Regions from separate parts of the Mus musculus genome. Here regions 1, 2 and 3 are each linked to region 4. The links are chromatin loops, found by intact Hi-C in ENCODE. Cell type or tissue: heart. All regions are shown on one strand. Each heading gives the region's core, and the rest is flanking DNA. Links, peaks and the distances in the headings are about the cores only. Region 1 has its middle 36 kb from the start of Gm36199. Region 2 overlaps Cpne5 (copine V). Region 3 overlaps Fgd2 (FYVE, RhoGEF and PH domain containing 2). Region 4 has its middle 21 kb from the start of Gm26885.

What was found. Peaks named below come from ENCODE experiments on the same cell type or tissue, not always from the same donor. Only the 100,000 strongest peaks of a DNase experiment are listed, where the experiment ranks them.
Region 1: a loop joins it to region 4, with 4 times the contacts of the local background. A loop is called at or near these places in 27 of 42 quality-filtered maps.
Region 2: a loop joins it to region 4, with 2.9 times the contacts of the local background. A loop is called at or near these places in 11 of 42 quality-filtered maps.
Region 3: it touches region 4 in a loop (6-fold over the local background); 38 of 42 quality-filtered maps call a loop at or near these places.

What each region holds. Positions count from the first base shown.
Region 1 is chr17:29,395,017-29,402,563 of GRCm38, reverse strand. No RefSeq gene overlaps it. Among named protein-coding and RNA genes, the nearest start is that of Gm36199, 36 kb to the left of the region's middle. In heart, for the core only: a CTCF peak has its summit at 4,289 (motif pointing right); DNase peaks (open chromatin) are centred at 3,123, 3,743, 4,293, 5,473 and 2 weaker places; H3K4me3 peaks cover 2,139 bases; H3K27ac peaks cover 4,484 bases.
Region 2 is chr17:29,173,250-29,180,796 of GRCm38, reverse strand. It overlaps Cpne5 (copine V), which reads left to right. Exons shown (of 21, transcript NM_153166.2): 11 at 4,594-4,635; 12 at 7,397-7,472. Among named protein-coding and RNA genes, the nearest start is that of Cpne5, 61 kb to the left of the region's middle. In heart, for the core only: a CTCF peak has its summit at 3,720 (motif pointing left); no DNase peak of the experiment used is centred there; H3K4me3 peaks cover 793 bases; H3K27ac peaks cover 2,348 bases.
Region 3 is chr17:29,377,904-29,385,450 of GRCm38, reverse strand. It overlaps Fgd2 (FYVE, RhoGEF and PH domain containing 2), which reads right to left. Exons shown (of 16, transcript NM_013710.4): 15 at 6,992-7,138; 16 at 5,916-6,606. The coding sequence ends at 6,391. Among named protein-coding and RNA genes, the nearest start is that of Fgd2, 21 kb to the right of the region's middle. In heart, for the core only: CTCF peaks have their summits at 3,584 and 3,783 (motif pointing left); DNase peaks (open chromatin) are centred at 3,810 and 5,010.
Region 4 is chr17:29,508,954-29,516,500 of GRCm38, reverse strand. No RefSeq gene overlaps it. Among named protein-coding and RNA genes, the nearest start is that of Gm26885, 21 kb to the right of the region's middle. In heart, for the core only: a CTCF peak has its summit at 3,137; DNase peaks (open chromatin) are centred at 1,830 and 3,150; H3K27ac peaks cover 1,212 bases.

The DNA.
Region 1 (7,547 bases), core at 1,215-6,214, 110 kb after region 4:
TTCCCTGAGGCTGGAATCACATCCTCTTATCCTCTGACTTTCCTTTGAGCATGTGCCTCCCAGATGGGAGGACTTCTGTGTCTCCAACACTACAAAGCTCGATGCCTGACCTACAGCGGGTACTCAGTAGTACTCAGGTACTCGTTGATTGAATGGAAGAACTCTAAATTATGGGTGACTGGCAGGCTGTGCCCTGGGCATCAGGGCGGAGGGAGAGCAACTAGGACTCTCTGCCCACCAGCTGTGGTTGCCTGTTCAGCTGGTTCCAGTGGCAGGGGGACAGGTCCCTGACAGCCAGGTGAGTTCTGGGTGAATCACCCCTAATGAGCCGGTTAGGGCCACGCCAAGCCGCTTCCCACACAGGCAGCCTGCAGGTCACTGCCTGTCCCCCGGAAACTCCTCTGTAAGGAGTGAGGAGGACCCTGGGCTTGGGTGGAAGGAGCGTCTTGCCTTTCGTCAGACCTCACCCATTCCTGAGCTCTGAGTCGCTCCCCTGGATCCTCTGCCCAGCTGAGCCTTGGCTCTAAGACCTCTGTAAAAAAGCAGTTTCGATCCATCCATACCACGCCCATCCCAGACAATGCCTGTGTGTAGGCTGCTTCCCTGGTCCCTGAGAGAGCAGAGAGCAGAGAGAAGACCCCAAGCAGCTAGGTGGAGACTCAGTCAACCCGAGCTAAGCACAAGACTGGGTCTGAGCAGCTGGGCTACTCGGCCTTCTGAGCAGAACCGGTTAACCTCCACTACCACGATACACCTGATCCGCTGGCGCCCAGGACTATCAGAGGGCTTGCCCAGGCCCTGTGACCACACAGGGGACAGAGGGAAAGGGAGTCATGCCCCTGTCTGTGGCATGGGGCAAAACATCTCATGCCCTGTTGGGTGAGATCCTGGGTACATGCAGGGAGGAATGTAAGTGGGCAGCTTAGCCTCCTCCCTCACAGGGAAAAGATGTGTGACCTGAGTGACAGATCTCTGAGGAGGAGACTGGCCAGGCCCTGTCCGTCCCTGAGTTAACTTAGCCAGCCTTCCTCCTTCTCCTTGGGATGTTTGAGGCTCTCCAACCCCAGAACCTGAGTGGCCCAGCTCTCTCTGCATGCAGTATTCTATCTATCATGCATTTATAGCTTTTGATTTCCTTAGGTGCCTAGGGAGATTGGCACTGTGGCAGTGTAAGGGGGCAGAGGCATGAGCCCTTCTTCAGGGAGACCCTGAATTAGAACCTGCCTGAATCATAACAAGGACCCCACCCCTACCCCAAAATCCCCGTGAGACTCTTAGGGGCTCAGGGGAGGGAATGATTGCTGGAAGTCTGGAGTCAGGCAGCCTGTCTCTTGCTGACCTACATCCTCCCTGTTGCCAGGTATGGCCAGAAGCACAGGTATACTCATACCCATTTAATGAATGACACCATCAAGGCTCAAAGAGGTCAAAAGACTCACCCACTGCTTCAATAGTATAAAGTGGCAGATCCTGCCACTCTGTGGCCACAAGTACAAGACAACCCCACCTAAGCAACTGTGAGTTGGATCCAGACAATGGCCGCCTCCAAGCCCCAGCAGATAACCACTCTTTGGAGGCCTACATCCATCGGGTGGTAGGGGGTGGGAGGGGTTCCTCTTAACAGGGAAGGCAGGGGACACTGTAATGGGGGCATCTGCAGAACCATACAGGATGTAAGGGAGTGAGGCTGCCAGTGCTCTGCGAGATGGGGCAGACAGGAGGATTCCTGCCATCTGGGCAGGGAGACCAGTGTATGTCTGGCGGGGGGTGGGGGGGGGGTCACATGTTTTCAGAGAGAGATCCTGAGGCACGAATGGGGTTGGTGGTATTCAGAGAAGTCAAGGAGCAGAGGAGATGAGAAGGAAGCAAAGAAAACTGGGGAGACCCTAAAGGCTTGGGGGGCAGGAGGCATGAGCGGCTTTGAACTGAGTATTGATCTGAGCCAATCCAAGGGTTTTTTTGGTTTTGTTTTGTTTTTGTTTTTGTTTTGAGAGAAGGTCTACGTAGACCAGGCTGGCCTCAAACTCATAGCCTCATACACCTGCCTCTGATCTCTAGTGCTTAGATTTAAAAGGGAGTGACCTAACATGAGGTTTGTGTTTGTTTGTTTGTTTGTTTATTGGCAGGCAGGGTCTCTCCTTGACTGATTAGGCTAGACTGGCTTACCACTGAGTCACAAGAATCCTGATGGGGGTCCCTCCCAAGCTCTGACGTCTCCATGCCTAACTTTTCCTGTGAGTTCCAGGAATGGAAGTCAGACCTTCCTGCTTAGAGGCGAATACTCTACAGACAGAACCATCTCCCTGCTCTTGTTTAGTCTGACCTCAAACCTGGTATGCGAGCAAGAAAGGCCTTGAATTCCTGAGTTCTCTGCCTCCATCTCTCAAATGTTAAGGTTATGAGCATGTGGCTCCTTGCTTGGTCTTTTGGGGGTGGGGGGATTTAATTCTGTAGCCCGGGCTGGCCTCCAACTCACAGTACCCCCCCCCCCCAGGTCTCGAAATCAGCTCCTGAGATTACAGGAGTGAGCCACCCTGGCCGAGACTCTTTTTTTAGTTTTGTTTCGAGACATATGTTGCGGGCCTGGCTCTTGCTATGTAGACCAGGCTGGCCTGTAACTCAGGGTTCTAGGACTGACAGCACTCAGCACCACCACACCCTGCTTCCTGGCCGGTCGAGTTGGGGACCTGCCAAGGAGGCAAGGGATGGGGTTGGGGGAGATGGAAAGGGGCTATGAGGTGGGGTGGGGGATACTTATAGGGTGTGTTTTGAAGTCCTGTTTGTATGCAGACTGGACATGAAACAGGACCTGAGCAACCTTGGCTTCCCAAGCAGAAGGGCAGCGCCGCATGCTTTGGTGTGCATCTGGGTGGCCTGTGCCGGGTGATTGCCGTGTGTGTGTGTGTGTGTGTGTGTGTGTGTGTGTGTGTGTGTGTGTGTATGTGGGTCCTTAAGTATCTTCCTTGTATTTCACAGGCAGGGTTTGGTACCATTCGGCACCTGCAAGCCGCCATCACTGCCCCTCCCACCCCCACGTCAACCTGTGCAACCTCTTCAGAAAGCAGTTTGTTTAAACACACCGAGTATTCACACCCCCATGCCCTTTGACCCAGTGAGTCCCTTTCTAGGAAGTTCCCTGGGGCGAGCCTTCTGAAATGCAAGGCAGCACTTAAGGCCTACAGCCCTTCCCTGGGGTTATTTAGAGAAGCTAAATAAATAAATAATGAGCCTGCAAGTCTGAAGCAGGAAGGGGTGTAAATCCCGCTGGCTGACGCTTTCTCCTATCTCGCTAGGGTCACTGTGTGGGCCTTCACCTTAGTTTTCCTATGTATCGTAATGTCAAAGGTCCATGCTCACTCTGCAATAGCAATTGGATTTAATGTCCCGTGCCAGGCAGACACATAGGCAGGGAAAAGCAAATGAACTTTATTAATGTTATCGCCAGGTATCGCACACGTGGGATCGCTGTAATTCCGGAGGCAGGAGCAGGAGGATGACAGGTTGGAGGGTCTCTTGATCTTTAGAGCAAATTCCAGGGCAGTCAGAGCTATGGAGTGAGACCTTGTCTCAAAAGTACCCCAAAAAAGGGCAAAAAGGGGCTGGCAAGATGGCTCAGCGGGTAAGGCAGGTAAGGCTTTTTGCCACCAAGCCCGAGTTCGATCCAACGAACAAACACCCCCGGGTATGTGCATGAAGGACTGCAGGTATGGCTGCTGGTTAGCATGCATGAAGTCCAGATGGCAGACCCCTTGCCAAGTGAACCCAGTATTGGTGGTGAATACGGATCCCAGCATTTAAGGTGTGGGCCAGAGGGTCGGAAGTCCCAAGCTAGTCTAATTACTGGGACTGTGTCTCAAAGAACCCCCAGCGAGTTTTGTTTACTGCAGGGGTTTAACCTCAGCCTTTTGAATACCAGGCACGCTCCCTGCCACGGAGCTACTGGCCCGGTCCTGAAGTGATTATTCACCAAACACTGGTTTGGGGTGTTAATATCACCTTTTTTCTTTTTCTTGTTCTTCTTCTTTTTTTAACTTTTCCGACTTGCACTGCGGCGCGCTGTATCGTCGGCCTTGCACTGTTTTTAATGATAATCTGTTTAAAGTCTAATATTGAAAAGGGAAAGGAAAGAGAAAGGAAACGTGAATTCCCAGAAGCAAAGGCCCAGGCTGATAGGGGGAACTGATCCACCCGCCCGTTCCAGGGAAACGCTGCAGCCACGTGGATCGAAGAGGCCGGCCATCTGCCTGGGCCCGCGCCTGGGTCCACCTCTTCCCTGCAGGGCCCGTAGGGGGCGGGGCTGGCCATGCTGACAGATGTGGCGGGAAAGGGTGATCGACCCTCCTCCATTTCCTTCCGCCCAGGCTCCTGGTGGAGGGGGGAGGTGTCTCCTCCCCAGGGACCCTTGCTGCCCTGGGGTGTGCCCATCTGTCTCCTTGGCCTCCATCCGCTCCTCGCTGGAGGCGACTGCTGTTTGCCTGGTGCAAAACCCTGGCTTTCCTGGGACTGTTAGCCTCCTGTGGTTCTCACCCGGGTCCGCCAGAATCACAGCAGCACCAGGGCCACCCAGGAACTGGATGGAAACACAAACGCACACACTCCACCCCAGATGCAGCCAACCTGCAGCTTGGGAGGTGAGGCTGCTCAGATGAAATCTAACAAGCCAGACAGCATCCCTCCCCCCACCCCGCCCCGCCCCCGTTTTAACTTAAAGAAAAAAGCTAAGATTATTTATGTGATTGTGTGTGTGTGTGTGTGTGTGTGTGCATGTGAACGACACACATGCCGGAGCTAATGGAGGTCAGAAGGTGTCAGATCCCTTGGGATTGGAGTTACAAGCTATTGTTAGTCACCACGTGGATACTGGGACCCAAACCAGAGTAGAAGTGCTTTTAAGTATAGACCAGCCTCTCCCTGAGCCTCTTTTTTGACTCTGGTTCTCATATAGCGCTGGCAGGTTTAGGAACTGATTGATGACTCTTAAGTCTGTCTCCAACTTCTGAGGGATACAGGACCATTCAAGAGTACCTACCCCACAATTGAATACCACAACCTCACTTTAGGGATTATCATGACCCTCTTTCATTAATAATAATAATAATAACAATCACAACAACAACAATACACAGACAGTAATTAAAAATACACACAAACAAGCAGAGCCAGCAATAGGATTCTGAGGCCATGCTCCTTAACCTCTGTGCCCAGAGCTGCCCAAAACTTAAGAGGTCCTGTTGGGTCCCCTCAGGTCTGGCTTTAGACTAACATGGCTTAATCGGCGTTTGGGATGGGAGGCACCAGACCCCTGGTTGTTTGATAGGAAAACCAGAATGGCCTGCCCTACCCCATCCTCCCACCTCCGTCCAGGAGCCCCCAAGCAGCCCAGATACCCTGTGGGCTCTGTGCCAGCTCAGTCCTCTCTATTCCTGACAGCAAGGGAGACTTTAAGGCTGGACCAGCCTGCAGCAGAGGCACACAGCACCACCTGCTGGCCAGAAAGTAGCACTGCTGGTGTCAAGGAACAACCGAAAGGACCCGGGAGACACCATACTCAGGAGGACTATGGCAGGTGCTCATGTCCACACGTGGCTGTCTGAGCCTGTGGGCAGGTGGCACTCTCAGTGCCAAGGCCTTGGAGACAGAACTACACTCTTCCCCTTATCTATGTATTTCCTCATCAGTATGGCGCTATGCCAGGCCCACACTGGGTGCCACCCGTGAGACTTCAGGCAAAATGATAGGTGATCTCAGGTTGGCATGAAATGGATTCTGGATGTAGCCAATCTCTCATTTGGGCTGACGCTAGAAATCTGTCTAGAAAAGATTTTTTTTTGTTTGTTTTGTTGTTGATTTTGATACATAGTCTCATGTGGCACAAACTACTAGGCTGGTGGCCAACTCTCCCTGTAGCTAAGGATGGCCTTGAACTGGTCTGCTTCCACGAAGGGCTGAGAGGGTTTGAAGTGTGCAGTCACCAAATTTGGTGGTGGTGGTGGTGGTGGTGGTGGTGATGGTGGTGTGTGTATGTGTGTGTGTGCTTGTGTGCCATGCGCTACCAGACTTGTTTGCTAGGGGAGTGGTTCTTCCACCATGCAAACTCCACACATCAAACTCAGCTGCCTAAGCTATTTATTTATTTATCACATAGGGACTTACCAGATAGCCAACGCCCCCCCCCCTCCACACACACCACTTCTCCTTCCAAGAGCTGGGAAGACAGTCACCATGAAGGGATCTTGCTATCTGCAGATTCTGGGTCACAGGATTCCTTTATCCTAGTTGGAAGCGAAGGACTCAGGATCCCTTTGAGGGCTTGGCATTAGTTAGATATGATTGTTCACAGAAACACACACACACACACACACACACACAGAGCTGTAGCAGCTGTCCTTGCATGAGTCTAAGGTAGGCAACCCTTGATTCCCAGAGAGAGGTCTGTGTCCGCTCTAGAATGCAGGGCAAATAGTAGCATGTGGCCTCCCAGGTACCCTAGGCTATGACCACTCTGGGGTGTATGAGATTCCAAAACCCAGCTTTTTTGGGGGGAGGGGTGTTTCGAGACAGGGTTTCTCTGTATCGCCCTGGCTGTCCTGGAACTCACTCTGTAGACCAGGCTGGCCTCGAACTCAGAAATCTGCCTGCCTCTGCCTCCCAAGTGCTGGGATTAAAGGCATGCGCCACCACACCCAGCCAAAACCCAGCTTCTTGTCCCCACTAGGAACCCCAGTCCCGATATGACCGATATGACAGGGGTTTCATAGGAACAGAGCCCCGCACCAGTAGGAAATTAGAAGCTGATAGGATCCCAGCTGGATAGGAGTGCTGAGCAGCAGAGGCATATACTGAAGCCACCTACAGAGGTGAAGATGGTGACCGGTCCGCAGCGGTCCCCTAGCCTACCCCCACCCCTGCCTGCGGTTTTCCTCAGCACGGAAGTGGTGGTGGATTCCCAGAAGCCCCACTCGAACTTTCCTGTCAGGGGAGTCCAAGTTCCTCCTTCTGGGGAAGGAGAAGTGGCAGTTTCTCCTGTGGGCTTTCAGTTTCATTCTAAGAAACCCGAGTGTTGAAGGAAGAGAAATTGTACTCCAGGGGTTTTCCCAGCTAGGCTCTAACTGAAGTGCACTTGCTGGGGCCTCTGGGTGGGCCTGGCACAAGAGGAAGTGAGCTGTGTTCTCTGGGGCCATTCCAGATCCTCCAGGTCTGCTCCCGGTCCCACCAACACACTCAGGGGCTACTATAGGAGCTCATATCCTGGACCCTCAAAGTTAAGCTGCAGTCTCTTTCTCCAGACTTTGCTGACAAAAAGCAAAATCTAATCAGAGCAGAGACAGAGAAATCCCTGTAGCTTCTGGTCCTGACCTAGAACCACTTATGACTAAAGAATATACACCGTTCCTACCATCTCTCTCTCTCTCTCTCTCTCTCTCTCTCTCTCTCTCTCTGTGTGTGTGTGTGTGTGTGTGAGAGAGAGAGAGAGAGAGTGAGAGAGAGAGAGAGGTCTCAGGAAGCCTACATTAGCCTCAAGGGGAACCTCTGAAGCCCTAAACCTC
Region 2 (7,547 bases), core at 1,576-6,575, 340 kb after region 4:
TAGAGCAAGGAGGAAGAGAAGGTGAAGTGGGAGACAGGAGAGGCCTGAGGAAGGGCTACTACCAGGGAGCTAAGCAGAGACAATATACTGGAAGGCTGGCTATCTCTACTAAGAGAGAGCAGTACCCTAGGTTGATGGGCTGAAAATGCTTCATGCTGTTAAAATTATGGGATACTTAGGATGTGAGTCACACTGGTCCCCACTGGCTGAAACACAGACTCATATCGTGAAAAATAGCCTTAGGAAATGCTCTCACGAGGTGAAGAAGCATTTTACAGATGAGGAAAAATGAAGTCATGATGTGCCCATTTCACAGATGAGAAAAATGGAGGGGTCATAGTCTGTGTCAGTTTTTCTTTCTACAGATGCCACCTCTGAGGCTCATCCCTGGTCTGGGGTCTCCTTGTCTCTTGCCACTTTCCCGTGTGTCTCCATTCCCAAAGAAAGCCAAACCTGAGTGGCCCAGCTGAGCAGAGCTGAAGTCAGAGGGGGTGGTGGTGGGGTCGGACCCCATCTAGCCCTGGAGTGACTGTGGGGGCAAGAAGCACTTTCCCTGGCATTGCCAGACCCTGCCCTGTTCTCTTTGGAATCCTGGGAGTTGAGGATTCTCCCTGATTAAGCCAGGTCTGCCAGGTCTGCCAAGTCACAGGTCCTAAGAGTGGGAGCTAGAGTGGAGAGTGCTCTCCTGAGCTGGGAGTGTCCCATCAGCACAGTGTTCTACTGCCTACAGGATCTGAGTGCTTCGCACGGCCGCTGGACCCTGAATGGTGGCAGAGGCATAGAGACCAAATGACCAGGCTCACTCCGTGATGCTTCGAGGGTCACAGCAAGGGCCACCTTAGTGGCAAGGGCCACCTTAGCAGTCCTTTAGAGGAGGGATAGCCTTGAGGGCCCATAAGCCCTAGGGCCTTTGTGAACATCGGGGAAATAGTCCCTCTCCTGCCCTGAGTGGTCATTAGTACCACCATGGTCCAGAGGTGACCATGGAGTATACACCATGGTCAGTACCCTGGGAAGGGACCTGGAGGCCTCACCTGCACCCCCACCGGCCAGTCTCTCTCTAATATGGCTGTGAGATTCCAGCCCTGAGTGCCAAGGGCCTGGGACACTGACTCCTGGCCTTGTCTCCAGGATGTTCGGCTGTGTTTTGTGAGACCAGGGAACTGTTACCAGCGTAGCCCATTCACAGAGGTGTTAGGTGATCCCCGCCAGCTAGCTGGAAAGCGAGAATGCCTAACATCTGCCAGACACCGACCTAGGAGCCGAGCTGACGACAGCAGAGAGCAAAACCATCTCTGACCCGTGGAGGACATTTTGACAGACGGTAGGATTGTCTGAGGATGAAGAGAAGGTTGAGTGTGCCAGGCAGAGCCATGTCAGTGCCTACAGGGTGGCTGGGGACAGCACCCTCACAGAGGACATAACCATCCCAGTTTACAGAGGAACAGCCATCAGAGCTACACAGCCACTGCCTGCAGGATCTGGGGCACGGCCCTGGGCTACTGTAGAGTGATGCCCTTCCCTGCCCTCACCCCCTTCCCTGAGACTCTGAGTTCTTAGCCTTGCTGTGCTATATGGGACATTGGCTTTACGGGCCACCTGTCTCCTTCACCTAGAACATTCTCTTAGCTCTTGTAGTCACTGCCAGTCTGGCAAGGACCTGGGTAAAGGGACAGAGCTCAGGCCCGTGGGTCCCAAATCCCATCTGCTATGACTTGGGCTTGCAACAGATTTGTGGACTGTGACAACGGGCTTCTCACCAGGCCTTCCCATGAATCTGGGAGCCGTTCTTTCTCTTTCTTCCCAACCCAGGCTCAGGCTGGAGGTGCAGCCTCTGAGCTCAGCAGCTCCTCCCCAGGCTGCCTAGGGGAGACCTAACCGGACACAAAGGGGATCTCCCAGCCAGCCTCAGCAGCCAGTTCTTGTCCCCTGGGGAGCTTCTACCCACCGCCCCATCCACGCTGCACCCTGCACCTGCTGGTTCTGAATCAGCCAGGGTGTGAATCCTAAGCTTGAGACTGAAGAGGCCAGTGGTGGCTCTGCAGTTTGCTGGGGCTCCTGGAGGATTCTTCAGATGCGTCACAACCAAAATCCCAGACAAGGAAATGTCAGGCCTGGGGCTGGCGAGATGGCTCAGCGGTTAAGAGCACTGACTGCTCTTCCAGAGGTCCTGAGTTCAATTCCCAGCAACCACATGGGATCTGATACCCTCTTCTGGTATGTCTGAAGACAGCTACAGCGTACTCATATACATACATACAAATATTTTTTTTTAAAAAGAAAGAAGTCAGGCCCTTCAACTTTGAAATTTAATTTTAAAAAAATCTTACTTATTATATATATATATATATGAGTACACTGCAGCTGTCTTCAGACACACCAGAAGAATCAGTTCCCCCATTACAGATGGCTGTAAGCCACCATGTGGTTTCTGGGAATTGAACTCAGGACCTCTGGAAGAGCAGTCAGTGCTCTTAACCGCTGAGCCATCTCTCCAGTCCGAGATCTAGTTGTTGTTTTTTTATTAGTTGTGTTTAGCTATTGGTGGAGGAGGAAAGTGTGCCTTCTCTATGGCATACCATGTGGAGGCCGGAGGCCAGGGTTTAGGAGTCAGTTCTCTCCATCCACCCATGCGGATCCCAGGGGTCACACTCAGGTTGGCAGGCTTGGCCTCAGTGCCGTTATCCACAGGTGTCTCGCCAGGCACGCACTCAGTACCTCCGTCTGTGCTCTGGGTAGCAAGGCTTCCTGTTGCTAGGATGGTCCGTTTCACGAGAGTGTTAGGAGATCTCCACCAGCTTCGGGATTTCTCATTTGTTTGTTTTGGAATGGGGCCTCACTATGTAGCCTTGGCTGGCCAGGAACTGGACTTGTATGTAGATCAGGCTGGCCTTGAACTCAGAGACCTGCCTGCCTCTGCCCCCTTAGTGCTGGGATTAAAGACCTGTGACACCACAGCCCGACTTTAAGTAAAGTTTGTGTAAAAAGGCATTCATGCATGGTTAGATAATGTGGAAATCAAGAGGCATTTTCTAGACATTCCAACACAAGCGTGCGTGCACACACACACACACACACCATGAGCTATCCGAAGGGCCATACTAATCCCATCCTACAGTCAGGACTTGTGGCTCGGAGACATGATGTACCATCTCTAGGCCACGGGGCTCAGATCCAGTGTCCAAGCTGAAGCCACCAATGTCACACCTGGCCTCTTTCCAGTACCTTCAGAAACTGAGGTACAACTGGGGCAGTGGTGGCACACGCCTTTAATCCCAGCACTTGGGAGGCAGAGGCAGGTGGATCTCTGAGTTCAAGGCCAGCCTGGACTACAGAGTGAGTTCTAGGACAGCCAGGCAGGGCTATACAGAGAAACCCTGTCTCGAAAAACAAAAACAAAAACAAAAAAAAAGGAAGAAAGAAGTGTAGGCACATGATATTTCTTCTTTCATTTTAATAGTCTGGCTCAAGGAACCACAGGGTTTGCCTTTATAAAATAAGAACACCAAGGATGCCTTTAAAGCACGCTTCTGTATCTGCTTCATATTGTTCCATTTACAGAAAGCTAGCCCATGCATGCACAACCTTCTGGACATCCCAGGGTTCTATTCTGGAACTTTCTTCTGCTCCATTCTGTACACACACACACACACACACCTGGAGATACTCATCTGAAAGGAGACAGCGCCCCCTTCTGGGATCCACACAACTCCCAAGCCAACTCCTGGCAGAGCCGAGATGGACCACACCACGGTGGGATAAATAGATGCTAACAGAAGAGAAGCCAGTTCAGACTGCTTTCTGCATCCCATGTGGACCTCAAGACCAGAAACCCACACTTCCTGGGCCTCTTCCACCTTCCACCTTCCTAGACCCCTGGTACTGCCTGGCAGCTTCCCCATCCCTGGGCATCCCAGAGGACAGCAGACAGCACCAAGGGTTAACCGGCAACCCTCCACCTCCCTCCTCCTGCTTCTGGTCCTCTAGCCTGTTGCCATGGGAACAAGGCTAAAAATAAGATGGGCTCTCGAAGCCCAGCCCCATGCTTAGGAGTCAAAACAAACTAATTAAAGCAGCCTGGGTTAGAATGTGAAGAAAATCCCACCCTTTCTCAGAGGCCAGTCTTGGGGATGGAAAAGCTCAGCAGGCCACCCCAAGTCAGGGTCCAGGGGTGCTTTCTTAGCCTGCAGGGCTGGAGCTGGCGTTTCACCAGTCATACCCAGACTCAGGGTCCTTCCTGCCAGTCGTGTGCTTCCCCATAGAAGCGCCCCTGCTTTATTGTGAGATCTGCCTGTCATGGTCCTGCCACAGGTAAATGTGTGGCTTCTTGCTGAGGCTTCCACTCCATCTAGGGAAGCTAAGATGGTAGGATGAACAGAGGCCCCGGGGCTGCTTCAGCCAAATCCTTGAAATCTCAACATGTCCTGCCATGGCTCTGGGGTGGCCTCTGCCCCTAAGACCTTAAAAGGTCTTAAGATAGAATTTCTTTGCACACAGGCTTGAAATGTTTGCATGGCATCCTTCCTGGTCCGGGGACAGGAGGCCTGTCCTCGGGTCCATCCTACCCAGAATTCTTTGCTGTTTGTTTTCCAGGACCATCAAGGTGGAGGTGTATGACTGGGATCGTGACGGCAGGTAAGGGCAGGAGGGTGAGAGAGAGGTGAGCGGATGTAGGCAACCACGGGAAACTAGGCAGGCCCATCTGGGAATGAGGGGCTGGGTTCCATGCCGGTTGGTCTGCTGTTGTAGTAGCTTAGATCCTTGGAGGTCCTGCAGGACAGTATGCTGAGAGCCCTCCTCTCCCCAACATAGCTGCCAGTAGCCAGCCAGTGCCCACACTCTCCTCAACTACAGAGCTGGGAATGCTCTGAAATGCCCATTATAGGACACTGAGCATTACAGACACCTCCATTCTCTGTGGGAAGCCTTGGGCAAAGCCCAGTAGGAAGACCAGACTGTAGAGGAAGAGACACCCACAGTTCAGCAGAGGCTCACCATAAACACAGAGAATAGACCTAGGTCTGTAGGGACAGCTGCAGCGAGGAGTTCTGAGGCTCAGCAAAGACAAGGCATTGCCTGAGGAGGGCTAGGTCAGGCCTGCCCGAGGGTGACTTCTGCTTGGGAGCTATGGGAGGCAGTTCTCAGTACCCCATGAGGAGGAAATGTGGCTGACAGTTTCTAGGCAGAACAGTAGCATATCTCTCTAAGCACCAATCTGGATCCTTTCCTGTCTCCTACTTGCTGGCTGAAGCAAATCCAGACATATCCTGGCTTAAGGGTGGTCACAGTTGGCATCTCCCGGGCCTGATGTGGACGAGGGTGGCGCTCTTATTATAAAAGGCTCTGTGCCAGTATAGCTGAGCCAAGCCCAAGCCATGGAAGGTTCCCCAGAGCCCACCCTGCCTCTGTTAAACTTTACCGCCACCATCCCTATCCCTTCCATCCAGGTCAGCTCCACCATGCCTCTAACCCACTCTGCCTCCTCCTCTCCTAGCGGTTCCTTACAAACCTCTTTCACCTGAGAGTTTTCTCTTCTCTGGCAACTTGGGACACCCGCCAGGTGCCACAGGGTCCAATGAATAAGTTACCATCCCCAGAAGAACTCAGTCGACACAGTGTGGGGCTGCAAGTGTGCTCAGTGGTTAGAGCTCCCGCCTACCATTTGGGAGATCCCGGGTTCCGTCCTGTACTGACAATAGATAAGTTCCCAGCGTTGGCACATGGCTCAGCGGGCAAAGGTGCGTTCAGCACAAGCCAGGCAACCTGAGTTCAACCCTGGGAACCCACAGAGAAGGTGGGCAGAGAGAACGTACTCCGTAAAGTTGTCTTGTGACCTCCATACACACACACACACACACACACACACACACACACACACACACACACACCAATAATTCCCCCTCCACCCAAACCAAAGTGTTTATACATATGAAAGTTTCACAATGAAATCCATTACTTTGTATGGCTTTAAAAAAAATCAAAATAAACAAAAGCTACCGTGGGCTCACAACAGGGCATGGCCCCAGGGACACCTGGACAGCTAACTGGATGTCCCAGCTAGAGCTACAGTGCTAAGCACTGTGTTCTAGCAAGGACTCAGGCCTGTTGGGAGTGCTGTTTATGCAAGTTCTTCCTGTGTTTAATATAGACACAGTCTGGAAAAAGACCCCTGCCACCTGGCTCTCCTTGCCTGTTTAGGAAGTATTAGTGGGAGACCTGGGTATGTGGCTTGGAGGCAGAGCCCTGGTATAATGTGTTCAAGTCCCGGCGTTCCATTTCAGCACCAAAGGAAGGTTGGAAAAGATCCAACTGTAGTTTCATGTGCCTATCTATATGAGACTCTTTGGGAGTTTGAGGTAGGAGGATTGGAGTTTGAGGCCAACCTGGGCAACACAATGGGGAGCTATCTCAGAAAGAAAAAGTTAATAAGAAAGGCATATGGTGGTCACGTCTATCATCCCAGCGCTCCGGAAGCAGAGGCAGAAGGTACAGGAGTTCAAGGCCACCCTTGCCGACACAAGTTCACGACTAAGCTGGGATGCACAAGACAGTGTCTCCGAAAGCCCAAAATATTAATAAAAATAAAATAAACAGCACTCGGGAGGCAGAGGCAGGCGGATTTCTGAGTTCGAGGCCAGCCTGGTCTACAAAGTGAGTTCCAGGACAGCCAGGGCTATACAGAGAAACCCTGTCTCGAAAAACCAAAAAAAAAAAAAAAAACAAACAAACAATTTTTTTAAATGTTATTGAGCTGGGTACAGTGGATGAACCTTTAATCCCAGCACTCAGGAGGCATTGGCAAGTGGAGTTCTAGGCCAGCCTGGTCTACATTAGAATGTTTCAGGACAGCCAGGGCTACGTAGTGAGGCCCTGTTTGGGGAAACTGTCTCAGCAGTGCGGAGCTAATGAATACCTTTAAGCCAGTCACTTGAATTTGACAATTGTTAAATTTTACTGTATCACCTTATCTATATTTTACTAATGCAATTTAAAGGAGATTCCACGGTGGCATTTACCCCTAAATATTTCATTAGAAATGTCTAAAAAAATAAGCACATTTCTGCCACGTAACTCTCAATGCAGTTATCCCACCTGACATTGAACAGTACTTGACTGTCATCCAGAGTCGTTCCCTCTGCAGAGATTGTCCCCAGATGCCTTCTCTTGCTCATTTAAATGAGAATCCAAGCAGACCTGTGGCTCCTTCCTCTGGGACTCCGAATTCTGTCAAGTAGCCTGGCTTTCTTGGTCCACGGCTCCCTTCCCATACTCTGTGACTTGGGGTGGAGGCCCTGGCAGAATGGGGGCGGGGCAGGTCTGGGAGAGGCTGTAGTGGGCGACATCGACATCCATCGGTACCCTGGGCCTCCAGCCTCAGCAGCATCTTCTCTTGCAGCCATGACTTCATTGGGGAGTTCACCACCAGCTACCGGGAGCTGGCACGTGGCCAGAGTCAGTTCAACATCTATGAGGTAAGATGCTCCAGGGGTGGGGTCTCTCCTCATGGGGGTGCTGGGTCAGCAAGGACCCAGGAGCTCTGAGAGGGG
Region 3 (7,547 bases), core at 1,356-6,355, 130 kb after region 4:
CCAGCAGGACCTGCTCAGCTCCTGGCCAGGCTGTGACAACAGACATGGGGTGACTGGCAGAGGCCAGGGTCGGGTCAGGAACAGAGGCAGAGTGTGTCCTCATCCCACCTTGGCCTTCAACCTTCAAGGGTTTCGCCAGCTGCCAAGGCCTGCATCCAGTTGGCAGCCAGCCAGGGGCACATGGAGAACAGGAGAGCGAGAGAGGCCTGGGGAAGGTGTCTTGGCCACCCAAAGGGTTAGTGCTGTCCAGGTCTGCTCAGGCTATGACCCAGGACTTCCTGGGTCTCCAGAGAGCCCTCTCCCCCCTCCCCCTGTCCTGTGCCTGGTGTGTGCCTGTTTGACATCAGCTCTTTGATAGGGATAGGGATTGGGGGTAGGGGTGGGGGTGGGAACAGAGGGACTGATTTGCCAATATTCGTGTTTGCTAAATTCCCATGGTGTAACTACACCCACGGGGGCCAGTGTCAAAAGCTGCCTCAGGGGAGGGCCAAGCATGTGAGAGGTGAGGGCAAAAGGACAGAGTCCAGAGCAGTTAGGGGACTTTGTTCTCCATCCCCCAGTCTGTGACCTCAAACACATGGCCTCTAGTCACAGTCACCCCAACAGAACACAGAGAACACCTGTCACAAGGTGGGCCGGAATACCCAGCAGGTGCCCAACACATACAAGAATATCTGTGTTCCTTCCTCCTCCCTCCCTCTCCCTCCCTTCCTCCTTCTCTTTTCTTCCCTCCCTCCCTTCCTCCTTCCCTCTTTTCTGCCCTCCCTTCTTCCCTTCCTCCCTTCCTTCCTTTCTTTTCTCTCCTTCTTCTAAAGATATTTTTAGCTACTTTTATTTATGTGTATTTGCAAGTACCTGGGTGGATGCACATCATATATGCGCACAGTGCTGGAGATGAGAAGAGGGCTCCAGGTTCCTTGTAAGTGCATGCCGGGAACTGATCCCTGGCTTTCTGAAAGGGTCACAAGTGCTCTATAATACTGAGCTGTCTCCCAGTCAGCCCCTTACTGTTTTGATAGGGTCTCATGGAGTCCAGTTGGCTATCTTGGCCAGGTTGACCCTTAACTCCTGATGTCCTTGTTTTTGTAATGCTGGGATTAACGGTATGTGCCACCAGGCCTAGCTGAAGGCATGCTGGGGGTCTAACTCAAGGCTCCATGCACAACGGGCTAACTCTGTCGCCTGCATCCCATCTCAGCCCTGACACTGTGTTTCCAAGCCTTTGCTAGCTGTAAACCTCTGGGAACCAGTGATGAATTGAAGGGTGGGTGCTGGAAGAGCTGACAGACATGGAGACCCTGTGACGCCATCCTGACAGTGACCCCGAGGCCACTGTCGTCATCATAGCCGAGCCACACAAATCATTCTGCCATCTCCAGTGCCCGCTACCAGGGAGTCAAGGACTCTGCTCGCTCTCCAGAAACCCAAGCTTAATAGTTTTAGAGACAAATACTAGTCAGACAAACAGAAAACAGACTAAATACCACTAACATCAGGGTGACAGTGACAAACGGTTACTGAAGCAAAGTAAAAAGACAGCGTGGGAAAGGGGGACTAGGAAGCTGGTCAGGGAGCCTCCCAGAGGAAGGCCATTAAGGCAGGGGTCTCAGTCTATCAGGGGACGTGCCAGAGAATCTCTGCTGAAGGAGCCACAGGCACAAAGGCCCTGGGGGTGCATCTGGGAGCCTTGGTGATAGAGAAGGTATCTTAGTCAGGGTTTCTATTCCTGCACAAACATCATGACCAAGAAGCAAATTGGGGAGGAAAGGGTTTATTCGGCTTACACTTCCAATACTGCTGTTCATCACCAAGGAAGTCAGGACTGGAACTCAAGCAGGCCAGGGAGCAGGAGCTGATGCAGAGGCCATGGAGGGATGTTCTTTACTGGCTTGCTTCTCCTGGCTTGCTCAGCCTGCTCTCTTATAGAACCCAAGACTTCCAGCCCAGAGATGGTCCCAGCCACAAGGGACCTTTCCCCCTTGATTGAGGAAATGCCTTACAGCTGGATCTCATGGAGGCATTTCCTCAACTGATGCTCCTTTCTCTGTGATAACTCCAGCTGTGTCAAGTTGACACAAAACTAGCCAGTACAGATGGTTATCTTTTGAGAGGTGACCCAGGGGCTAGATCGAAAGGGCCTAGTGACCCACAAAGGAGGAGTCCATCAGACAGATTTCTAACCTGACACCACTGTAGATGGGAACCACCTCCTGACACACAGCTTGGTCACTTTTCTATTGCTGTGATAAAATATCATGATCAACACATATTTTTTTAAAGATTAATTTATTATTATATCTAAGTACACTGTAACTGTTTTCAGACACACCAGAAGAGGGCATCAGATCTCATTATGGATGGTTGTGAGCCACCATGTGGTTGCTGGAATTTGAACTCAGGATCTTCGGAAGAGCAGTTGGTGCTCTTAACCACTGAGCCATCTCTCCAGCCCAGCCCACTCAACACATCTTTATAAAAGAAAGGATTTATCTGGGTTTACAGTTCCAGAGAGAAAGAATCCACCATCACACCATCAGAGCAAGGAACTATAGCAGCACTAAGCAAAGAGAGAGAGAGAGAGAGAGAGAGAGAGAGAGAGAGAACTGGGGATATCGAGGGGCTTTTGAACCTCAAAGCCCACCTCCATTGACATATTTCCTTCAGCAAGGTTGCACTTAAACCTCACCAGGGTCACCAACTGGGGACTGAGTGTTCAAACGCCCGGCCTGTGGGAGACATCTCATTCAAACCTCAACAGTTTCAGAATTAGAAGGAGTCGTGTGATCAGGTTTGGTATTAGCACCGACACTCAGGGGTTAAACCAGCGTCATGGCTTAGAGCCAGGAGCAGCGTGGGAATGTGGAAGAGAATGAGCAAGGGCTCCCATGGAATCCATGCTGACCTGGAAGCAGGCGGGCTTAGGGCGAGAAGGACTCCTTCTGAGGAGGGGGTGATTTGGTTCAATCGGGAGAGAGTTGTCCGCCATGCACATCTCTGTGATCCAGCACTACTACATAAACGGAACACAGAGAGACAAGAGGATCAGGACTTTAATATCATTGATTTTGAGAACAGCCTGGGCACATGAGACCCAGAATCCCAGGGGATCCAGGGCCTCTTCTGGTCTCCTCCACACATGCACACACATGGTGCACATAGACACACACTCACACACATAGAAAGAAATAAAACCTTAATTAAAAAATAAAAGTAGAGCCGGGTGTGGTGGCGCACACCTTGGGAGGCAGAGGCAGGTGGATCTCTGAGTTCAAGGCCAGCCTGGTCTACAGAGTGAGTTCCAGGACAGCCAGAGCTACACAGAGAAACCCTGTCTTGAAAAAAAAAAACCAAAAAAACCCCCAAAAAACAAAAAAATAAATAAATAAAATAAAATAAAATAAAAGTAGGGGGCTGGAGAGATGCTTCCAGAGGTCCTGAGTTCAATTCCCGACAACCACATGGTGGCTCACAGCCATCTGTAGTAGGATCTGATGCCCTCTTCTGGTGTGTCAGAAGATAGCAACAGTGCACTCATATACATAAATAAATCTTAAAATAAATACATAAATTAATTAATTAAAGTAAAGTAAAGTAAAAGCTGACAAGAAGCTCACATGACTGCCTATCAGGCTATGCACAGATTCATTCAGCAGACATCCCCGTCTCCGTCTCCATCCTCAGGGGTGGAGGACCAGTCTGAGGTAACCCAATCTAGATGCCCTGCCCTAGTGGACACAAACTGTAGGGGGTTGGCGGAGGAGTGGCTCTACAGTGGGCTGGACACTAACTCCTGGGAGATGCTGCCCCCTAGTGTTAGCTGTATGTGACTCGGAAACTGTCAGTTATTGAGTGTCCTGACTCATCCCACCTTCCCCGGCCTTTCCCTTTTCATCTGTATCTGTGTGGACTCACACTGGGGTCTACGGGCTGATTTGGAGATGAGGGTGTGGCTCCGGATGGAAAGATGCTGTGCTGGCAACACAGGGCACTCAGATCACAACAAGAAGAAAAGAACAAATGGAGCCTGAAGTTCCTCAGAGCCCCGAGTGCCGGTAGCGGCTCAGACCCTTGGGCAGAAGAGTAATGTCCCACAGGGGAAGTCAGGGGGAGGTAAGCTTTGTCCAGGCTCTGACATATATATGGTCATGATCCCTTGTGTCAAGGTCCCTTCCCTAGCTGGGAACTGAACCCAGGTCCCTGCAAAATCCATCTCTCCAATGCAAAGATCGTGTGCATGTGCGCATGCGTGTGCGCATGCATGTGTGCGTGTGTGCACCCTTGGAGGCCAGAAGAGTGTTCTGGCTCTCCTGAAGCTGTAGTTACAGGCAGCTTGAAGTTGTGAGCTGCCTGCCCTGGGCTATGGGATCCTCTGCAGAAGGAAATGTCCTTCACTCCTGAACTCTCTCTCTCCAGCCCCTAAATTATTTTTTTAAAGTCAGCACAAAGCATGGGTTCCCCTGTAGCATTCCTGCATGTATTTTTCTTACTTTCTCTTTCCTCTTCTCCCTTCCTGGGTCCCCATTTCCCCATGCTGGTCCCCTCCTACCTACCCCTTCTGTTTTCTTATGTCCTGTGTTCACTACTCACTCTTCCCCTTAGGATCTCTTCTTCCTGTCTCATGGTTCCCTTTCTTGTTTTATGACCTACTTTACCCAACATATAGACATATTTATACATTTTTAAATCCAGGTCCCATGAAAGAGAGGAAACACGCCATGTCTGGTGTCCGTCTTTCTGAGTCTGGCTTATTTTGCTTAAATGCAATAACTCCCACGCATCTCATGCAAATGTCACAACAGTGTTCCTCTTCATGGCTGCATACAATTCCACTCTGCATATGTGACACATTTTCTTTATCATTCATCTGTTGATGAACATGTGGGCTGGTCCAGTTCTCAGAGATAGTGCAACAGGAAACACAGATATGCAGGCATCCCTGTGGAGTGCTGACTTAGGGTCCTGGTGTGCAGCCAGGGGGTGGCACAGCTGGGCCAGATGGTAGTTCTATTTTCAATGTTTGAGGAACTTCTATCCTGACCCGCTGAGCCATCTCACTGACTCCAAGCATCCCTGAGGGGAGGAGGGGCCAGACGGAGATGTCCATTTTATTCCCATCCATGTCTCTCCAACTCCTTCGCCCTCTTTTCTCTACCTCCTCCCCCCATGTCACTGGCTCTCCTACGCACCAGCTGTGTGACCCAGAGACAAGCAGTTAAGCTCTCTGAGTAGATGTCCTCATCTGGAAAGCAGTGGAATTCGATCATGGTGATAAAACACCCAGAGCATCCTGGTGTGGACTTGTGTGCCTTTAATCCCAGCACTCAGGAGATACAGGCAGGGGGTTCTCTGTAAGACCAGCCTGAGCTACATAGCTAGTTTCAGGCCAGCCAGGGCTACAAGGCTATAAACTGAGAACCTGGTTCAAAACACACACGTACACACAGACACAGACAGAAACACCTCACACACATACACATGCATGCACACCACACTCACACATACACCACACAAGCATACACACACACCACACACACACACACACACACATCACATGCACACACATAGTATACAAACACACACACACACACCATAAGCACACGTGGGCACGCACACTGTGGCTTCATGGGATCTTGGTGCTATGATCATCGTTCCCCTGGCTTTGGCAGGTGCCCTGAGTGGCTCTCAGTTTCCTCTCTGGCCATGAAGCCCAGTGCTTAGGGCCCTCCCATGGAGGCCCCTGAAGTTCTCTTGCCTCCCCCTTCTCAGACCAGTCAAATAAAAAGCCTTGCTAAGAGACCCAGACATTGTTCAATTTCAAAGTTAGTTGGTGTCTGTTTTTCCCCTCAACCCTTCCAAAGTTTCCTAGGTCACTCACACCCAGGCTCAGACCCTCACTAGGGTGACAACAGTCCCAGTTATTGGTACTTGTCATCTTTTATTTTGACTTTTTTTGTGCTCTCAGGTTCTTGTGTAGCCCAGGCTGGACTGTAACTCACTCTATAGCCAGGGCGACCTCGGCCTTTTGGTCCTTCTTCCTCTACCTACCCAACTGTTGCATGTATTACCATGCCCAGTTTATGTTTCGCTGAGGACTGAACCCAAGGCTTCATCCATGTTAGATGGGCATGCCACCCATTAAGCTACAACATTGTTTTAGCAATGAAGATTTCATGATCCAGGGATATCCGCCCCCTCTCCAGCCAGCTGGGACACTTGGTGGTATCTTCCTGAAGGAAAGGGCCTGTGTCTGCTGGATACAGAGTCAGGATGAATTGTCTCGGTATAGACATCAGGTGGGTCAGGGGTAGCCCAGCTTGGGGTGAAGTGATAGAACCATGGGGTAGGCCTGGGAAGGCTGTCATGGACTCTCGATGAGCAGCTGGCTGTGGTTCAGTCAGACACATCTTCTTCGTCAGGTCCCTCAGGGGTCCGGCCACTGGCCGCACGCTTGATAGCTGTCACCCAGCGGCCCTGCAGCTCCACAGACTCGGCCTTGAAGGTGTACTGCTGGCCTGACTGTTGCAGCTGGAAAACCCGAGGGTCCCCCTGGGGCCCTGAAATCACCTGATAGCCCAGTAGGGGGATGGAGGTGTGAGCCTTTGTGTCCTGGAGGAGAAGAAAGCCATGGGTTAAGGTCCCTGTCCCCCAATTTAGTCCTGCTGCTCCTGACAGACATATATGCCTGCTTGAGCCAGAAGCCCCCTGATGGAGGGGGCCTGTTGAAAGATGAAAAAAAGCAGGAGGGGGAGGGGGGAAGGGGAGAGGAAGAGGAGGAAGAGAGAGGAGGGGAAAGGAGAGGAAGAAGAGGAAAGAATGAGTCTTCCTGTACTCTGAGCCCAGCTCTGAAACTCAGTAACCTATAACTTGAGAAAACCATGTCCTCAGAGGGCCTCAGTTTCCCCATCTTCCCTGCAGGGTAAATAACACCCCAAGCCCACTCTCCTGTCCCCCTGTGAGGATGTGGAGTCTAGCTGGAGCATACATGGCATACCTGGGGGGCTGCATAGACATACAGGACAAGGGGGTCATCCCGGGGGATCACACACCAGCTCCGGGGAAGGCTCCTGCTGCACTTGTCCCCTATGAGCTGCAGGAAGCTGCACACCAGACTCTGCTCGGGTGCTGCTGAGGCCTCTTTCTGAAAGCAGAAAGGACGGTCAGGTGACAGAGTGTCCACAAGGTGGCATGAGCCACGGGACTTCACAATCACTACTTTTTTTTTTTTTTTTTTTTTTTTTGTGAGACAGAGGCTCATGTAGCCCCGGCTGACCTAAAATTTGGTATATAGCAGTGGATGGCCTTGAACTCCTGGTCACCTTCCCCACACCCCAGGATTCTGGGTATGGGCATACGCCATCACTCCCGACACAATCACTACATCTCTGCATCTCTGCATAATACTACAGGTCATTTGTTTCAGAGGCTCAGAGACATGCGGTCCTGGTTCATGCTGGCCAAGGGTAGGCAGAACTGTAGGAGCGATGAGGTGTGTGTGCTCACGTCGGCAGGCGCCAGAGCCAGGGCTGTCCTCCTGAGCTAGTCAAGAG
Region 4 (7,547 bases), core at 1,048-6,047:
TGTCCTATCTAGTACCTTCCATATTTTTTTAAAGATTTATTTATTTCATTTATATGAGTACATTGTTGCTGTCTTCAGACATACCAGAAGAGGGCATCACATCAGATCCCATTCCAGATAGCTGTGAGCCACCATGTGGTTGCTGGGAATTGAACTCAGGACCTCTGGAAGAGCGGTCAGTATTCTCAACCACTGAGCCATCTCTCCAGCCCCATATATTTTATTTTATTTTTTTAAAGATTTATTTATTTAGGGCTGGCAAGATGGCTCAGTGGTTGAGAGTACTGACCGCTCTCCCAGAGGTCCTGAGTTCAATTCCCAGCAACCACATGGTGGCTCACAACCATCCGTAATGAAATCTGATGCCCTCTTCTGGAATATCTGAGGACAGCTACAGTGTACTTACATATAATAAATAAATAATTTTTTTTTGAGACAGGGTTTCTCTGTGTAGTCCTGGCTGTCCTGGAACTCACTCCGTAGCCCAGGCTGGCCTCGAACACAGAAATCCGCCTGCCTCTGCCTCCCGAGTGCTGGGATTAAAGGCGTGTGCCACCACTGCCCGGCTAAATAAATTTTTTTTAATTATTTATTTATTATATATACAGCATCCTGCCTGCATGTAAGCCTGCAGGCCAGAAGAAGGCCTCAGATCTCATTACAGATGGTTGTGAGCCACCATGTTGCGGCTGGGAATTGAACTCAGAACCTCTGGAAAACCAGTTAGTGCTCTTAACCACTGAGCCATCTCTCCAACCCTTCTATACACTTCTTGGTTTTTTTTGTTTTGTTTTGGTTTTTTTTTTTGTTTGTTTGTTTTTTGTTTTTTTCGAGACAGGGTTTCTCTGTATAGCCCTGGCTGTCCTGGAGCTCACTTTGTAGACCAGGCTGGCCTCGAACTCAGAAATCCTCCTGCCTCTGCCTCCCGAGTGCTGGGATTAAAGGCGTGGGCCACCACGCCCGGCTTTCTATACACTTCTTAACTCCTAATATGCAGCAGCCTCAATGGAGAGTGGGATAGTAGGGTTACCTTATATCCTATCTAGTACCTTTAAACCTTGTCTCAGAAAACTACGTACATAAACAAATGAACAAATAAGTAGCCTTCTAAACATTGGCATGGTGGTGGTGTGGGCCTGGAAACTGTGTTTGGTGATTGGAGGTATGGGATCAGGAGTTCAAACTCTTCCCCATCTGTATGTTCATGTTTCGGGCTAGCCTGGGCTGCTTGAGACCATATGCTGTGTAGGAACAACAAAACAAAAGTGTTTGAAGCCAGATACGGTGGGGTTCACGTTCTGTCTCGGCACTGTCTCGGCACTGGGAGGCTGAGGAAGTCCAATGTCTGTGCGTTAGAAGATAACCTTGTCTACAGAAAGAGTCCTAGTCTACATTAGACCTATAAGACCGTGTCTCAAAAAATAAAGTGAAGTAAAAGAAGTGTCTGGGAGTGGAGATCTGTTCGTCCCCGTGGGGCTGTGCATGGGGGCCAGAGGCAGATGTCAGATGTCCATGATCACTCTTCTTTATCCCCTCAAGATGGTCTCTCCTACACCAGACTGGAGTTTGCTATTGCCTGGCTACACTGCCTAAGCTGTCTAAAAACCTCAGAAATCCTCCGGCCTCAGTACCGGGATTCCAGGTGCACACCATGCTCCAGACTGGCTTCTGTGATCTGAACTCAGGGTCACATGCTTTGGCAGCTCTTACCCACCGAGCCATTCTCCCCAACACTATTCGTTTGAATCACATTCCTCCCAGCCCTGAACACTCCTCCTACTGTGTACTCACCGAATTCAGAATAGCGAGCAGTCTAACTCCTTTTCCCAATAAACTGCGAGAAATTCATTTGGACCTGGGGCAGTTCTTCAAATGACCACTAGGTGGCAATCGGCGACAAGTTTCCAGTTAGCACTGCCGGCCAAAACAAGATTCTACAAACAGTATTGAAACCTACAACAGGATTTAATCCCTGCCCCGGTGTCTTCAGCCCAGTCACAGCAGAAGTGAGGAGGCTGGAAACCAGAAATAAACTCGATTAAGAGAAACTTGAGCCGGGCCAGGTGTAAGCGGGTCATTCCACCAGCTGACGACCCTAAGGCAGGAGGGTCAAAAAGTTCCAGGCCTACCGGAATTCGAACTCCAGCAATTTGGTGAGACTGTATAACAAAATAAAAAGCAAAAAGATGGCTGGGCCCGAAAGCACAAAAGATGGCTCCTCAGATTAAAAGTGTTTGCTGCAGGGTCCAGGCAGCCTGAGTTCAACCCTGGAAACCTCATCCTAAAGCTGTCCTTTGACATGTACACACAGGCACACACGCACACACACACACACACACACACACACACACACACACACACACACCATAGCACCCATGTGCCTATACACACACACAGTAATAATAAGAATAAATAGATGGGGGCTGGAGATGCTCAGCGGGTAAGAGCACTGACTACTCTTCCAGAGGTCATGAGTTCAAATCCCAGCAACTACATGGTGGCTCACAACCATCCTTAATAAGATCTGATGCCCTCTTCTGGTGTGTCTGAAGACAGCTACAGTGTACTTAGATATAATAATAAATAAATCTTAGGAAAAAAATAAATAGATATGTTTAGCTTTTTAAAGAGACACTAGAAGGTACTTGGTGTGGGAAACTCTAAGGTTCAGTATACAAAAATGAGCTGTGTAGCCTTGGCTATCCTGGGACTCTCTCTGTAGACCAGGCTGGCCTCGAACCTACAGAGATTCATTCACCTGCCTTGGCCTGTGAAGGTGTGTGTCTCCCATTTTCTTTTCTTTTTAAGATTTATTTTATGTATGTGAGTACACTGTTGCTCTCTTCAGAAAGAAGAGAAGAGGGCTTCCAATCCCGTTATAGATGGTTGTGAGCCGCCATGTGGTTGCTGGGAATTGAACTCAGGACCTCTGAAAGAGCAGTCAGTGCTCTTAACCGCTGAGCCATCTCTCCAGCCCCATGTGCCTCCCATATTCTCCACTCTATCACCTTCTGGGGAAGCCTTCACACTTCCACTAAGGCTGCTTCTGTTAGGGAGGCCCTCCCACTTCTACTCCTGACCTCTCCAGCCCCACCCCATCTCCGCAGCCTGTCACAGGTGGCTACCCCCTCTTCGGCCAACAAGTGTCGCTCTTGGCTCACGGACTCCAATCTAGCTGGCTCCTGCTTCTTCCCTTTCTACCACCCTTCCTCCCCTGGCTTCAGTCCCCAGGCCTCAGTCCCACCTCCCCTGGGCTTCACTCTGCACTGATGACCCAAGCCCTCCCCCATCCCTTCGGTTTTGACCTCTCTGAAATCCACTTTGTTTATGTAACTGCTTCCACTAAGACCGGTCCACCGGTCACGGAGCTCAGCAAGAGCAGGTCAGTACCTATGCCCTGGGAACAAACAGAGCCTAGCAAAGAGATAAGCGGTCGCTTACAAGGTGAGGGTCAGAGGAGAGAATCGATTCCCACAGGTTGCCCTCTGACCCCAGCCCTCTCACGGTGGATGGCCAGCCCACATCCATACATTCGCACTCATGAGTAAATGAGTGTAATTTTATCTTTTTTGTTTGGTTGGTTGGTTTTTGGTTTTTCGAGACAGGGTTTCTCTGTATAGCTCTGGCTGTCCTGGAACTCACTCTGTAGACCAGGCTGGTCTCGAACTCAGAAATTCACCTGCCTCTGCCTCCAGAGTGCTGGGATTAAAGGCGTGCACCACCACGCCCAGCCGTAATTTTACATTTTAATGCAAAGTCTATTTATGAGGCTTACTGTTGGGGACGGGTATAGTGGCACAGGCCTTTCACTCTAGGGCTCAAGCCACAAAGGTAGGTCAGCCTGATCCCCATGGAGAGTTCGGGGACAGCCAGGACTACACAGAGACCCAGACTCAAAACAAATGAACGCGCTTGTCTACTCCAAGGATCTGACGCTGCTGCCGTCTGGCTTTGAAAGGTACCCGAGCTCGAGCACACATGTGCACATGCAGACACACACATAATTTACAATTTAAAAAAGGGAGCTAGAGAGGTGGCTCAGCGGTTAAGAGCACTTACTGCTCTTCCAGAGGCCCTGAGTTCAAATCCCAGCAACCGCATGGTGGCTCACAACCATCTCTAATGAGTTCTAATGCCCTCTTCTAGTGTGTCTGAGAAGAGCTACAGTGTACTCACATACATAAAATAAGTAAATCTTTAAAATAAAATAAAATAAGTCACTGGATGGTGACTTATTTTAAGTCACTTTTAATATTAAGCACTTGGGAGGCAGAGGCAGGCAGATCTCTGAGTTGGAGGCCAGCCTGGTCTACAGAGAAAGTTCCAGGACAGCCAGGGCTACACAGAGAGACCCTGTCTCCAAAGTAAATAAATAATAAATAAATAAATAAATAAATAGATAAATTAGTCTTGACTAGGTTGGAGCCCCTGCCTTTAATTCCAGGGCTCTAGAATTAGAAGCACACCCAGGGCCTTTTTGCAGTCAAAGCCAGCCCATTCTACATAGTTTCAGGCCAGCCAAGCTATACAGTGTAACCCTGTCATTCATATATATATGTATATGTATATATATATATGAATGACATCTCTTTGTTTGCTAGGAAGAACTAGTGTGCTGCGGAGCACATATGGAAATCTCCTTCCACCACACAAGTTCCAGGATTGACCACAAGTATCTTTATCCACTAAGCTCTCACCACCTGAAAAGCTCTTGTTAACACCGTATAGACTTCAGTGCTGGTGGTACCAAGACAGAGCCCCAGAGTTGGTAGTCTCCCTACAGAGAGGTTCCTTTGGCTGGGAACTTATAGTTAGATCTCAAACCCAGGACAAATGACTACCAGAGGTGCCTATTTAACATAGCAAAGCAACCCTGGCCCCAGGTTCTCCCAGCATCCCTCAGTCCCTGCCTGTTACAGGGCATGGCTGGCATACCCTAAATTTCTCCAGCCCAGAGGCTGGGGTGTTCTTCCCCAGCTGCCTTCCCTAGATAGCGCAGCCATTTTGGAAACTTGGCCTTACTCTTCCAGCCCTCTGTTCCCCTTTGCTCCCCTCTCCTCCCAGGGCCAGGTCTTGTTCACTCTGGACTCTCCAGGACTTCCCAGCTGCTGGCTCTCTCCCTCGCATCTACAATAAACCTCCTCTTCCACCATACCTACGAACACTGGTATCTTCTTTATTTTTTATTTTCTTTTTAAAGATTTATTTATTTATTTTATGTATATTAGTACACCATTGCTCTCTTCAGACACAGCAGAAGAGGGCATCGGGTCCCATTACAGATGGTTGTGAGCCTCCATGTGGTTGCTGGGAATTGAACTCAGGACCTCTGGATGATCAGTCAGTGCTCTTAACCGCTGAGCTAATCTCTTCAGTCTTATTTTCAATTTTTCATTCACTAATGTTCGCAAACATCAGTCCCCAAGTAGTTGGATCCTACCAATAACCAGAAAGCGACTTAGAAGGCACTTCCTCTCAGAGTCAGCTGGCCAGAGAGTCGACCTCAGGTGAGAGGGCCTGGGTTCTCACAGGAACTAAGGCACACTAACCACAAACGGTCTTAACTTCTGACCTCAAGGGTCATTCCCTCTCCGCCTGTCGCTCACACCAGGAGTTCCAAGGTCACTGAGCTAAGTGAAGCGCAGCCCTGCACGTTCTGATGTGACATCAATGACAGTTACCTCATCTGTCTTCCTCTTCTCCTTTTCTTTTTTTTCAGGAACTTGAAGATAGCTCAGGTAGACTGACATCCTTGACCCCTGACTGCTGCGTGTTATGACCTGTGGGTGACCTTTGACTCTGGCTAACCAAACCTCCACCCTTACTTCTAGCACGCTAAAAGCCCACACTTCCTACCAAGAGCAGTGAAGTTGGTTTACCATGTACAGACCAAAAGCTACCTTAGTTTCCCTCCACCTCCAACCACCCTGCTCCATTCCACAAATCCTCTAAATGCTAGGAAGAAATAAATAAATAAATTCTAGGCGGCTGGGTGGTGGTCCTGTACACCTTTAATCCCAGCACTGGGGAGGCAGAGGCAGGTGGAGTTCTGTGTGTTTGAGGCCAGCCTCGTTATCAGTGTGAGTTTCAGGACAGCCAGGGCTACACAGAGAAACCCTGTGCTGGAAAAAAAAAAAAGTTCTAGGCTACCCTAGGATACATGAGACTCTGTCTCCAAACAAACAAGAGCCCAAGAATAGTGGCTGTCTAGTGCCTTTAATCCTAGCACTTGGATGAAAACAGATCTCTATGAATCTATTGCCTGGTCTACAGAGCGAGTTCCAGGCCAGCCAGCCAGTGAGACCCTGTCTCAAAAACCCAAACAACAAAGCCCCCTTAAGTGTCTTGGCAGAGGCTTGTCTGTAGGGTGCTTAGGGTACACAGAACAAACCAGTCAGGAGCTGCATCTGCAATAGCCTAAGCAAGGCAGGGTGATGAGGGGATGGGGCCTGGGGTAGAGGCAGTGGCTGGTGAGGAATCCGGAACTAGGATGGATAGAATTTATTAAGAGGAAGGCTACAGGCTGGGAGAGAACCCAGAGGTGCTGGGGTGGGGTGGACTTATAGGAAACAGGAGTGCAGAAGGGCTTTGTGAGAAGTTAGGAGTTAGCCCAGAGATGTGCAAGTGGAACCACCTTATAAGAACCAGGAGTGTAGAGGGGCTGGAGAGGTGGCTCAGTGGTTAAGAGCACTGACTGCTCTTCTGAAGGTTCTGAGTTCAAATCCCAAGCAACCACATGGTGGCTCACAACCATCTTTACTTATTTATTATAATAAATAAATCTTTGGGCCAGAGCACTCAGGGACTGAGAGGACAAGCAGAGGTCCTAAATTCCCCAGCAACCACTTGAAGGTTCACAACCATTTGTATAGCTACAGTGTACTCCTATACACTAAATAAATAAATCTTGAAAGAAAGGAAGGAAGGAAGAAAGGAAGGAAGGAAGAGGCATACAAAAGGAGCTCGTTTCATGGCTCCAGGACACCGTGAAGCTGTGTTAGAACATTCTCTGTTATCCGTGGATGGAACCCCATTCTGTCCACAGCAGATCAGTGACGCAGCAAGTTTCCAAACAGAATTCGTGCACAGGCTGGGAGGCACAGGCTGGGAGGCACAGGCTGGGAGGTAGCTCTGCGGGCAAGAGTGCTTGTTGCACAAGCATGACAACCTGCGTGAAAATCTGCAGAGCTCACTTAAAGAGCCAGGTTAAAAAAAAAATCACCAGTAATCGCCATATGGAAGGAAGGGAAGGTTAGAGTCTGGAGGATTGCTGGGACTACAAGGCTAGCTTGAGATTCTGAGAGACCCTGTCTCAAGGGAATGAGGTCATGGGTCACAGAAGCCACCTGACTTCCGCCTCTGACTGTCAGGCACATCTGCTCACAACACACCTGTACTCCGGGGCTTCCAGCTGTGAGTCTAGCGGCTCCGCTCAATTCCCACTCCCCCTCAGGAATAGTGCCCCTGGCTGGGCAGGGGTGGTGTACACCTTTAATCCCAGCACTTGGGAGGCAGAAGCAGGCAAATCTCTCAGTTTGAGCCTAGCC